Regions from separate parts of the Homo sapiens genome. Here all the other regions are linked to region 1. Evidence: chromatin contacts called from ENCODE Hi-C or POLR2A ChIA-PET data. All regions are on one chromosome and are shown on one strand. The core of a region is the stretch at or near the end of the contact, and the rest is flanking DNA. Distances in the headings are between cores, read along the strand shown. Region 1 overlaps ACVR1B (activin A receptor type 1B). Region 2 has its middle 4.7 kb from the start of KRT7. Region 3 holds the start of SMIM41-AS1 (SMIM41 antisense RNA 1).

What was found. Hi-C counts contacts between places; a loop is a spot of excess contacts on that map. ChIA-PET counts read pairs that join two places held with the same protein, here RNA polymerase II (POLR2A). Pooled maps may share reads with other maps.
Region 2: POLR2A ChIA-PET joins it to region 1 with 10 read pairs in T-cell. The contact joins two enhancer-like sites. POLR2A ChIA-PET finds 5 or more read pairs at or near these places in 2 of 52 experiments (OCI-LY7 and T-cell).
Region 3: a map with no recorded cell type shows a loop between it and region 1 (7-fold over the local background). The contact joins the promoter of SMIM41-AS1 here to the enhancer-like site in region 1. A Hi-C loop is called at or near these places in 28 of 37 single-sample maps with no recorded cell type and 7 of 50 pooled maps. POLR2A ChIA-PET finds 5 or more read pairs at or near these places in 2 of 52 experiments (HEK293 and OCI-LY7).

Annotation. Positions count from the first base shown.
Region 1 is chr12:51,976,093-51,979,397 of GRCh38, reverse strand. It overlaps ACVR1B (activin A receptor type 1B), which reads right to left. Exons shown (of 9, transcript NM_004302.5): 3 at 2,823-3,071. Among named protein-coding and RNA genes, the nearest start is that of ACVR1B, 26 kb to the right of the region's middle. Within about 2 kb of position 1,722, at least 3 of the 41 ENCODE cell types and tissues checked have a DNase peak (open chromatin) inside an H3K27ac peak, as active enhancers do.
Region 2 is chr12:52,226,895-52,230,199 of GRCh38, reverse strand. It overlaps the pseudogene TMT1AP1. Among named protein-coding and RNA genes, the nearest start is that of KRT7, 4.7 kb to the left of the region's middle. Within about 2 kb of position 1,684, at least 4 of the 41 ENCODE cell types and tissues checked have a DNase peak (open chromatin) inside an H3K27ac peak, as active enhancers do.
Region 3 is chr12:52,116,686-52,119,990 of GRCh38, reverse strand. SMIM41-AS1 (SMIM41 antisense RNA 1) reads left to right here and starts at 1,773. Exons shown (of 4, transcript XR_007063312.1): 1 at 1,773-2,098. RefSeq lists enhancers at 862-911, 942-1,001, 1,012-1,151, 1,472-1,711, 3,075-3,284.

The DNA.
Region 1 (3,305 bases), core at 473-2,972:
CCTCCTAGGTTCATGTGATTCTCCTGCCTCAGCCTTCTGAGTAGCTGGGATTACAGGTGCCCGCCACCACACCCAGATAATTTTTGTATTTTTAGTAGAGATGGGGGTTTCATCATGTTGGTCAGGCTGGTCTCGAACTCCTGACCTGAGGTGATCTACCCGCCTCGGCCTCCCAAAGTGCTGGGATTACAGGTGTGAGCCACCGTGCCTGGCCTTTTTTTTTTTTTTTTTTTTGAGACGGAGCTTTGCTCTTGCTGCCCAGGCTGGAGTGCAATGGCATGATCTGGGCTCACTGCAACCTCTGCCTCCCGGGTTCAAGCAATTCTCCTGCCTCAGCTTCCCAAGTAGCTGGAATTATAGGCGTGTGCCACTACACCCGGCTAATTTTTTGTATTTAGTAGAGACGAGGTTTCACCATGTTAGTCAGGCTGGTCTCAAACTTTTGACCTCATGTGATCTGCCCGGCCTCAAGACTCCTTTAAATGTGCCCTCCTCTGTGAGACTCTTCCCAACAATTCCTGTCTCTCTGATCCAATCCTGGGTCAGCCTTTTTTTTTTTTTTTTTTTTGAGACGGAGTCTCGCTCTGTTGCCCAGGCTGGAGTGCAGTGGCGTGATCTCGGCTCACTGCAAGCTCCGCCTCCCAGGTTCACACCATTCTCCTGCCTCAGCCTCTTGAGTACCTGGGACTACAGGCGCCGCCACCACGCCCGGCTAATTTTTTGTATTTTTAGTAGAGACAGGGTTTCACCATGTTAGCCAGGATGGTCTGGATCTCCTCTGACCTCATGATCCACCCACCTCAGCCTCCCAAAGTGCTGGGATTACAGGCGTGAGCCACCGCGCCTGGCCGGGTCAGGCTCTTTCTAATCTGTTTAAAACCATATCACCCAGAAGGTATTCAGTATATACTTATTTAAATGAATTGAAAGTCATATGAGCAGCATGGACTTACTACTTTAAAAACCACATTATTAGAAACCTAACACCTTGGAAGCTCTGCATATTCTGAATGAAGAATATACTAAACCACTCAGAGGGAAATAGTTATTAACCATTTTACCACAGACGACTAAACAACTACCATGGCCCTTCCCTTGTTTCAGCTGGTCTGGGTCTTAAAAAGACTTTGGAAAACCCAATCTACCCTCCTCTAGCAGCAAATCAATTCCCACAGTCAGCCAGGAGGTTCTAACCACTGCCCTACCTCTTTCAACAAGGAACAAGCCCTAGATTTTTGCTGTTTCTAAAAATATGCAGCTTTTAAATATATCCATCATTTTGGTGCTCTCTACTGCAGAGCTTAATAAAAGCAAAGCCACTGAAATTCAGGAGATGTCACAGCTCAAAGTACTCCCGTGTCAAGCAGAATGTCTGGGCATGACTGATGGCATAATTTCCCCACAGAACAACAGTCTTGTCCCACGTCAAGGAAACATACATAAAAACACGCAAAGTTCTCACAAATAAGATCCTCTGCGTTTTAGCTAGAATGGCAACAGTGATCTTTGTGGATGTTTTTTTTCTTTTTTAAGAATGGACTTGAAGCCAAGAATTTGAGACCAGCCTGGGCAACAAAGTGAAACCTTCCACAAAAAAAAAAAAAAAAAAAAAAATTGCCAGGCTTGGTGGCACATGCCTGACATCTCAGCTACTCAGGAGACTAAGGTGGAGGATCTCTTGAGCCCAGGAGGTTAAGGCTGCAGTCAGCTGTGATTGCACAATGGCACTGCAGCCTGGGCAACAACAGAGCGAGACCATATCTTAAAACAAAAAAAAAAAAAAAAAAAAAGGAATGCAATACCATTGTCACAAAAATAATGGTTTATCTTCATTAAAAAAATTCTTTACGAGGCAGGCGGATCACTTGAGGTCAAGAACACAAGACCAGCCTGACTGATGTGGCGAAACCTTGTCTCTACTAAAAATACAAAAATTAGTCGCTGTGGTGGCGCATTCCTGTAATCCCAGCTACTCAGGAGGCTGAGGCAGGAGAATCACTTGAACCAGGCAGGTGGAGGTTTCAGAGAGCGGAAATTGCGCCACTGCACTCCTGCCTGGGAAACAGAGCAAGACTCTGTTTCTAAATAAATAAATACATAAATAAGTAAGTAAAAAAATTCTTTTGCATTCATGTTCACATTTAATAGCTAGCTGAGCTATACCCTGAGACCTAAACAACCCCGAGCTCCTTTATCTTAAATTCTCGTCTTATGCCAAGGTCCAGTGTTTGGTTCATTTCCCTCATCTGAGAAAGACTTGGTCAACAAAAGGCAGTACAGGAAATAGTGCTGATGCTATGCTGGAGGCCCACACTGCCTTTATTTTCACCCCCACCAAAAACCCTTGGGCAACTGGTACAAGTCAATGATTCACCAAATCCCAACTCTAAGCTTTACTGGATGTCCTTAAACTCCCCTTGTGGTTGCTCAGAGATCAATGATTAGCTGTCACCACCTCACAGGAATCTGGCACACTCCTGTTTCTCAAAAGGGGCCCTGAAATTGAGCACTCCACTGCTCAGGTGGGACCAGCTGAATTTTAATAGATGTACGTACAGTTGCAAAGCTTAGAGAGGCAGGACTTCTGTAGTGGATAATTGTGTACTAGACCTTGGGAATCCCACGGAATGAGAGATTTTCTGTGAACCCATTATCTTATCTTATTACACGTCAGACTCCAAAAGAAGGGGAACTAGGAAACCAAATGACTCAATGCTGGTAGAAACAAATGCAGGGCCTCCAGCCTTCTCTACAAGCACTCTATCCTGCTGGGAAACTGATGAAAGCCAACCACAGACATGATGCCCTGAAGAACTTGGTACCTGAGCCAGACCCTGAGGTGGAGAGATCGTAGACAAGATCCTGGAGCGTCTTGTCTTTGGAGAGACACATCTCACATGAGGGATCTTCCATGTCCAGTCTCTGGCGGTTGTGATAGACACGCTGATGATAGTTAATGACAAGGAAAACAATGATGATGATGAGGAACAGGAGGAACACCGGGCCGGCGATGATGCCTACCAGCTCCACCGGGCCCCACATGGACGGGTGCTCAGGCTCCTTGAGGTGACCTGAGTCAAGTGAGAGAGGAGAGGGAAAGAATGAGAAGTAAAAACAAGGGAAAGAGTAAAAACACCCCCCTCAAAGTGAAGAGTGAAAAAGACCCCTTTCCCTGTCGATGTGTTCAGGCTCCCTTGATCTCTCTAATCTTCTGGGCTAGTCTTGCTGCCTAGATGCTCTCAAATGCCCAACTTCTTTAGTTAAGGCACCTCTTTCCACAGTCAAACCCACAACCCACTTTGTCA
Region 2 (3,305 bases), core at 435-2,934, 250 kb before region 1:
GCTGCACCACTCCTGCCTCTCTCCCCTGAGGCTGATCCCTACTGGCCCCACAGCCACCTACTGACCTGACTCCCTTCATGCTCACTGTGGACTCTGGCACCTGGGTCCTGCTTCCTCTCCACCCCGGGCTCCCTCATTCTCAGTGCAAATGACCCACCCAGCATCTTACCCTTTGAGTTCCTTGAGCTCCTCAATTCTTTCACTGCATCCTTTTTCTCTTGCCTACACCTGAGGTCACATTCTAGATCCTAAACTGCAGGACCATTGATAATAACTCTCACTGTCATTGGTGGATTCCTCAGCTACACCAGCACCCCCAGTCCTGAACTTGGCTGTTCCGTTTTCTCCCCACCCACCACCCTCCTTTCACCTTTCTTTCCAGCTCAGGCTCCCTGACCATTACTCTCACCCTCTGACCCCTGACTCTTCAGTCCCCACGTGGATAAATCTCCAGCCCTATTCAGCCTAAACCTCAGACTCCTCTCCTCGAGCTCTAGCCTGCAAAGCATTACTGGAGAAAGCCACATCCTTGGGGTCGGGTGTGACCACCAATGCAATCCCCATCTGAGCGGTATCCCCTTTGCCACTGGGCACTTCTCTCTGCCTTTGGTCAGCAGTGTCTCCTGGGCCTCCTCGTTGCTGGCCATTGACATCCTAGCATTTCCCATGTACCTGCTGAACTTTATGGGCTTGTAGAACTGGATGTGCAAAAATGGTTCCCCTACTTCTTGGTGAGGTTCACTGTGATGTACAAAGAACAGATGGCAAGCAAGAAGCAGGAGCTCTTTGGCAACCTGCAGGAGTTTGTGGGCCCCTCCAAGAAGCTCTCCCTGCTGGAGGTGGGCTGTGGCATGGGGGCCAACTTCAAGTACTAGCCACCTGGGTGCAGGGTGACCTGTATTGACCCCAACCCCAACTTTGAGAAGTTTTTGATCAAAAGCATTGCAGAGAACCAACACCTGCAGTTTGAGCGCTTTGTGGTAGCTGCCAGGGAGAACACGCACCAGGTGGCCGATGGCTCTGTGGACATGCTGGTCTGCACCTTGGTGCTGTGCTCTGTGAAGAACCTGGAGCAGAGTCTCCATGAGGTGTGCAGAGTGCTGAGACCGGTGAGTGAGTGGGGGAGGTGTGCTAACCTGGATGGAGTATCAGGCTGCATCCGGACACCTGTGGGCTCAGGCACAGCTCACACTGAGGGCGACCTTAGACAAGTCACTTTACTCATTTGTTTGTTCATTATTTATTCAACAGACATTTCAAGAGATTTTAAGAGTGCTGACTATGTGTAGCAACACAGTTTTCCTGGAGTGGGAAAATTAGTCTCAGAGGGATTAAATGAGTTACGCAAAGACACATGGCTCACAAAAATGGCAGAGACACAACTAAACTGAGGCACCTTAATTTCTAGGCCAGAGACCTTCTCACCATGCTGCTCCATTGGTGGCTTTCAACCTGGTGTCTTCTAAATCCCATCACAGAGTCCGGTTTTCTAAAGATGAGGATTAAAAATTCCCTATAGTGCATGCCAGAACATCTCCCTTCCCTAACAAATAAGAACTTGTAAGTACACAGATAGCCATCTTTATTGGCATCATATGTTATTCAGTTCTTATTCTGGGCCCTCACAAAGTCACCTACGTGCCATTCTCTAGCCCTTTTCCCTAGTGACAGTCATTAGTCATTGTTTCTGGATAGCGGGGGAAGCATACAGGGAAAGAATGTAAGAGATGGAAGAAAGGAGTTTCTCCAAACACATTGCTTATGGCACCACAGGGTATCTTTGAACACTATTTACTTTTCAGTGTTTCTTACTTCATTGATTATAATTATAAGGGCAATTAATCAATGCAGCCTCGTCATTAAAAAGAATTCAAAAATTAAAGAACAGTGGCCAGGTGTGATGGCTCATGCCTGTAATCCCAGCACTTTGGGAGGCCAAGGCAGGCAATTGCTTGAGCTCAGGAGTTCAAGACCAGCCTGGGCAACATGGAAAACCCCATCTCTTCAAAATATAAAGAAGAAGAAGAAGAAGAAGAAGAAGGAGAAGAAGAAGGAGGAGGGGGAGGGGGAGGGGAGGGGGAGGGGAGGGGGAAGGGAGGGGGAGGGGAGGGGGGGAGGAGGAGAAGAAGAAGAAGAAGACGGAGAGGAAGAAGAAGAAGAAGAAGAAGAAGAGCTGGGCGTGGTGGTACATGCCTGTACTCCCAGTTACAGTTACATGGGAGGCTGAGGAGAGAGGATCTCTTAAGCCAAGAAGAAGAAGAAGAAGAAGAGGAAGAGGAAGAAGAAGAAGAGGAAGAAGAGGAGGAGGAGGAGGAGGAGGAGGAGGGGAGGGGGAGGGGGGAGGAGGAGGAGGAGGAAGAAGAAGAAGAAGAAGAGGAAAAAGAAGAAGAGCTGGGCGTGGTGGTACGCGCCTGTAGTCCCAGTTACAGTTACATGGTAGGCTGAGGAGAGAGGATCTCTTAAGCCCAGGAGGCAGAAGTTGCAGTGAACCAAGATTGTGTCACTGCATTCCCACATGGGTGACAGAGTGAGACCCTGTCTCAAAAATAATGATAATAATAATAACAAAACCATTAAAGAACATAGAGGGGGGAAAATTGTAGCTACTCATGTTTCCCCTGCCTGGTATTTGGAAGTTTTTCTATCTACCGCAAGTTTACTAACAGTTACTTTCATCTTTCAAGTTATATTTGAACCCCTATTTCACTATCATCATACCAAAAGCATACAGTAATGTAATCCCCTCAATTTAGATCACACCTATAGCACCTTTTATTTCCCCATCCTCACCCCCACAAGCCCCTCCATCCCAAATCCTGGATTTGGTGGAAATAACCTGTCATTTTAGTTTCAAACTATTTCTAACGGTTTTTCTTCCCTGTCTTCTCTTTCATTCATCATTCATTTATTTAATACATATTCCACTAGATGTATTGGTCTCCACTGTTTCTCATGCTATTTGTCTTTCCCTATTGTGAGTTTTAAATTGTTTTGCTCATTTGTTTTTCAAATTTAAGTTTCAATTGCCTAGACTACCTTCTTGGATAGTTTCCTTAGAAATGGTTCATGGGGATACCTTTGTATATCTGAAAATGTCTGTCTTCTCCCCTCACACTTAAATAATATTTTGGCCAAGCTTCTTAGATCTGAGAACTTTCCCCAGAAATTGTGAGTATTGTTCCATGGTCCTTGGGCTTCCCAAATTGCAAAAGATGCCTTCAGTGGCCTTCTGATTCTCTTTCCTCTTCGGGTAACTGGTTTTGTTGTTGGTTGTTTTTACATCTGGAATTTTTTAGGATTTTTTT
Region 3 (3,305 bases), core at 524-3,023, 140 kb before region 1:
TCCCCAACCCCAGCCCCACCCCTGAGTGCCGCCTCCCGAGCTAGGCCTGGAGAGTGCAGACAGGAAGGAAGCGCAGCTGGACCTCACCCAGAGAGGGGGACAGATTATCAGCAGGGTGGGAAGTGCTACAGGGAGCCCTCAAGGGCATCCCGCGTGTGCGGGTGATGCAGGCAGGTGCATGGGGGAGGGTGGGGTGCTACCAAACCCCAAGTGAGCCCTGTTGGAACTGAGCCTGGGGTGAGCCGGTAAACAAAGTGTCGGGAGGCGCTTCAAGCTTCAGGGCCAAGGGCCCCAGAGCATGAAGGTAGAGACAGCCAGGTGGAAGTGGCTGGAGAGGGTGCACATGAGGACAAACAGGAGGAGGGGCAGCAGGAGGGTGAGGTGGTGACAAGGGCGGGGAGGTAACCTGGACCAAGGAGACTGGACTCTAGCAGGAGGGAAATGACCCCCAGGGCGGGCTTAGGCAAAGTAAACATGATCACAGGGCAACATGCTCCCACAGGACTTTCTGCAGTAAGGAAGTGTGGCTATTGAGCCCTTGAAATAATGAGGCTAGTAAGACGCAGGAACTAATTTTTAAACATTATTTCCTTTCAATTAATTTTTTTTTTTTTTGAGACGGAGTCTTGCTTTGTCACCCAGGCTAGAGTGCAGTGGTGCAATCTTGGCTCACCGCAACCTCCACCTCCCGGGTTCAAGCAGTTCTCCTGCCTCAGCCTCCCAAGTAGCTGGGACTACAGGCACGCGACACCACTCCCGGCTAAATTGTGTATCTTTAGTAGAGACGGGGGTTTCACTTTGTTGGCCAGGCTAGTTTCGAACTCCTGACCTCAGGTGATCCACCACCTCAGCCTCCCAAAGTGCTGGGATTACAGGCATGAGCCACTGAGCCTGGCCCCTTTTAATTAATTCAAATGTAAATAGCTGCACCAGTTAGGAGGCTGTGAAGATGGTCCAGGTGAGGGAGGGTAGGGGCCTGAAATGGGGAGGCAAAGAAATGGGGAGGGCATGGACTCTAGGATTGTCAGGGCACTGGCTATTTAATATTTAACTTAACCACTCAGCCAGTACTGAAACAGTTGTTATGGAGGCCTGCGTTCGTGAGACCTGGCATGCCACAAGTGAGTAGAGCCAAGAAATCATGGAGACCCACTGAAAGAGGGGAAGGAATGCTCAGGGCCTTGGAGGTCTCCTGGGGGTCTGGCCGGGGCAATGGGGTGCTTATGTATCATCACTAGGAACAGAAACCCACGATGAATCAGCTTGGAGATGACAAGTGTGGTTTTGAACACATGGAAACTGAGAGGTCTTAGGACATCCCAGTGAAAGCATCTGGTAGGCTGTTCTGTGTATGGCTCTGATGCTCAGGAGGGAACTGAAACTGAAGACAGCCCTGTCAGTCATCAGAGGTCAAAAATCGGCAGCCCATAGGCCAGCTTCAGGTCACAGATGGAGGTTTAGACTGGCTCACACCATTGATCTCCCGAAGTGCTGGGATTACAAGCACTGCGCCTGGCCTCATCCTACCCACCTCTTCTTTTTTTAAAATTTAAGTTTTTCCATTTGCTGTACTTCATGCCAAGTATACACTCCCCTCCTGCCTGTTCCCAAGCCAGGGACCAAGGACTACAGGCCGGTACAGGATTTGCGCTTGGTTAATCAAGCTACAGTGACTTTACATCCAACAGTACCTAACCCGTACACGTTGTTGGGATTGCTGCCAGCTGAGGACAGCTGGTTCACCTGCTTGGACCTGAAAGACGCTTTCTTTCGTATCAGATTAGCTCCCGAGAGCCAGAAGCTGTTTGCCTTTCAGTGGGAAGATCCGGAGTCAGGTATCACTACTCAGTACACTTGGACCCGGCTTCCCCAAGGGTTCCAGAGCTCCCCCACCATCTTCAGGGAGGCGTTGGCTACAGACCTCCAGAAGCTTCCCACCAGAGACCTAGGCTGCGTGTTGCTCCAGTACGTTGATGACCTTTTGCTGAGACACCCCACGGCAGTCAGGTGCGCCAAGGGAACGGATGCCCTACTCCAGCGCCTGGAGGACTGTGGGTATAAGGTGTCCAAGAAAAAAGCTGAGATCTGTCGACAGCAGGTACGTTACTTGGGATTTACTATCCGACACGGGGAATGCAGCCTGGGATCAGAAAGAAAGCAGGTCATTTGCAATCTACTGGAGCCTAAGAGCAGAAGGCAAGTGAGAGAATTCTTAGGAGCTGTGGGGTTTTGTAGACTGTGGATCCCAAACTTTGCAGTATTAGCCAAGCCTTTGTATGAGGTCACAAAGTGGGGGACCGGGAACCTTTTGAATGGGGATCTCAACAACAGCAAGCCTTTCATGAGTTAAAGGAAAAAACTTATGTCAGCCCCAGCCCTGGGGCTACCCGATCTGACAAAGCCTTTTACATTGTATGTGTCAGAGAGAGAAAAGATGGCAGTTGGAGTTTTCATCCAAACTGTGGGGCCCTGGCCGAGGCCAGTGGCCTACCTCTCTAAACAACTAGATGGGGTTCCTAAAGGATGGCCCCTGTGTTTGAGGGCCTTGGCAGCAACTGCCCTGCTAGTACAAGAAGCAAATAAGCTGACTCTTGGGCAAAACCTGAACATAAAGGCTCCCCATGCTGTGTTGACTTTAATGAATACTAAAGGACATCATTGGCTAACGAATGCTAGACTCACCAAGTACCAAAGTTTGCTCTGTGAAAATCTCCGTATAACCATTGAAGTTTGGAACACCCTAAACCCCACCACCTTGCTCCCAGTATCAGAGAGCCCTGTCGGGCATGATTGTGTAGAAGTGTTTGACTCAGTTGACTCTAGTAGATCTGACCTCCGGGACCAGCCTTGGGCATCAGTAGACTGGGAACTACACGTGGACGGGAGCAGCTTCATCAACCTACAAGGAGAGAGATGTGCAGGGTATGCAGTGGTAACCCTGTACACTGTTGTTGAAGCCAGATCGTTGCCCCAGGGCACTTCAGCCCAGAAAGCTGAACCCATTGCTTTAATTTGGGCCTTAGAACTCCATGAAGGTAAGACTGTAAACATTGACACTGATTCTCGGTATGCCTTTTTAACCCTTCAAGTGCATGGAGCATTATAGAAAGAAAACGGCCTATGGAACTCTGGGGGAAAAGACATAAAATATCAACAAGAAATCTTGCAATTATTAGAAGCAGTATGGAAACCCCACAAGGTGGCAGGTATGCATTGCAGAGGACATCAGCGAGCTTCCACCTTGCTGGGTTTGGGGAATTCCCGCGCTGACTCAGAGGCTCGAAAAGCAGCATCTGCCCCCTTCC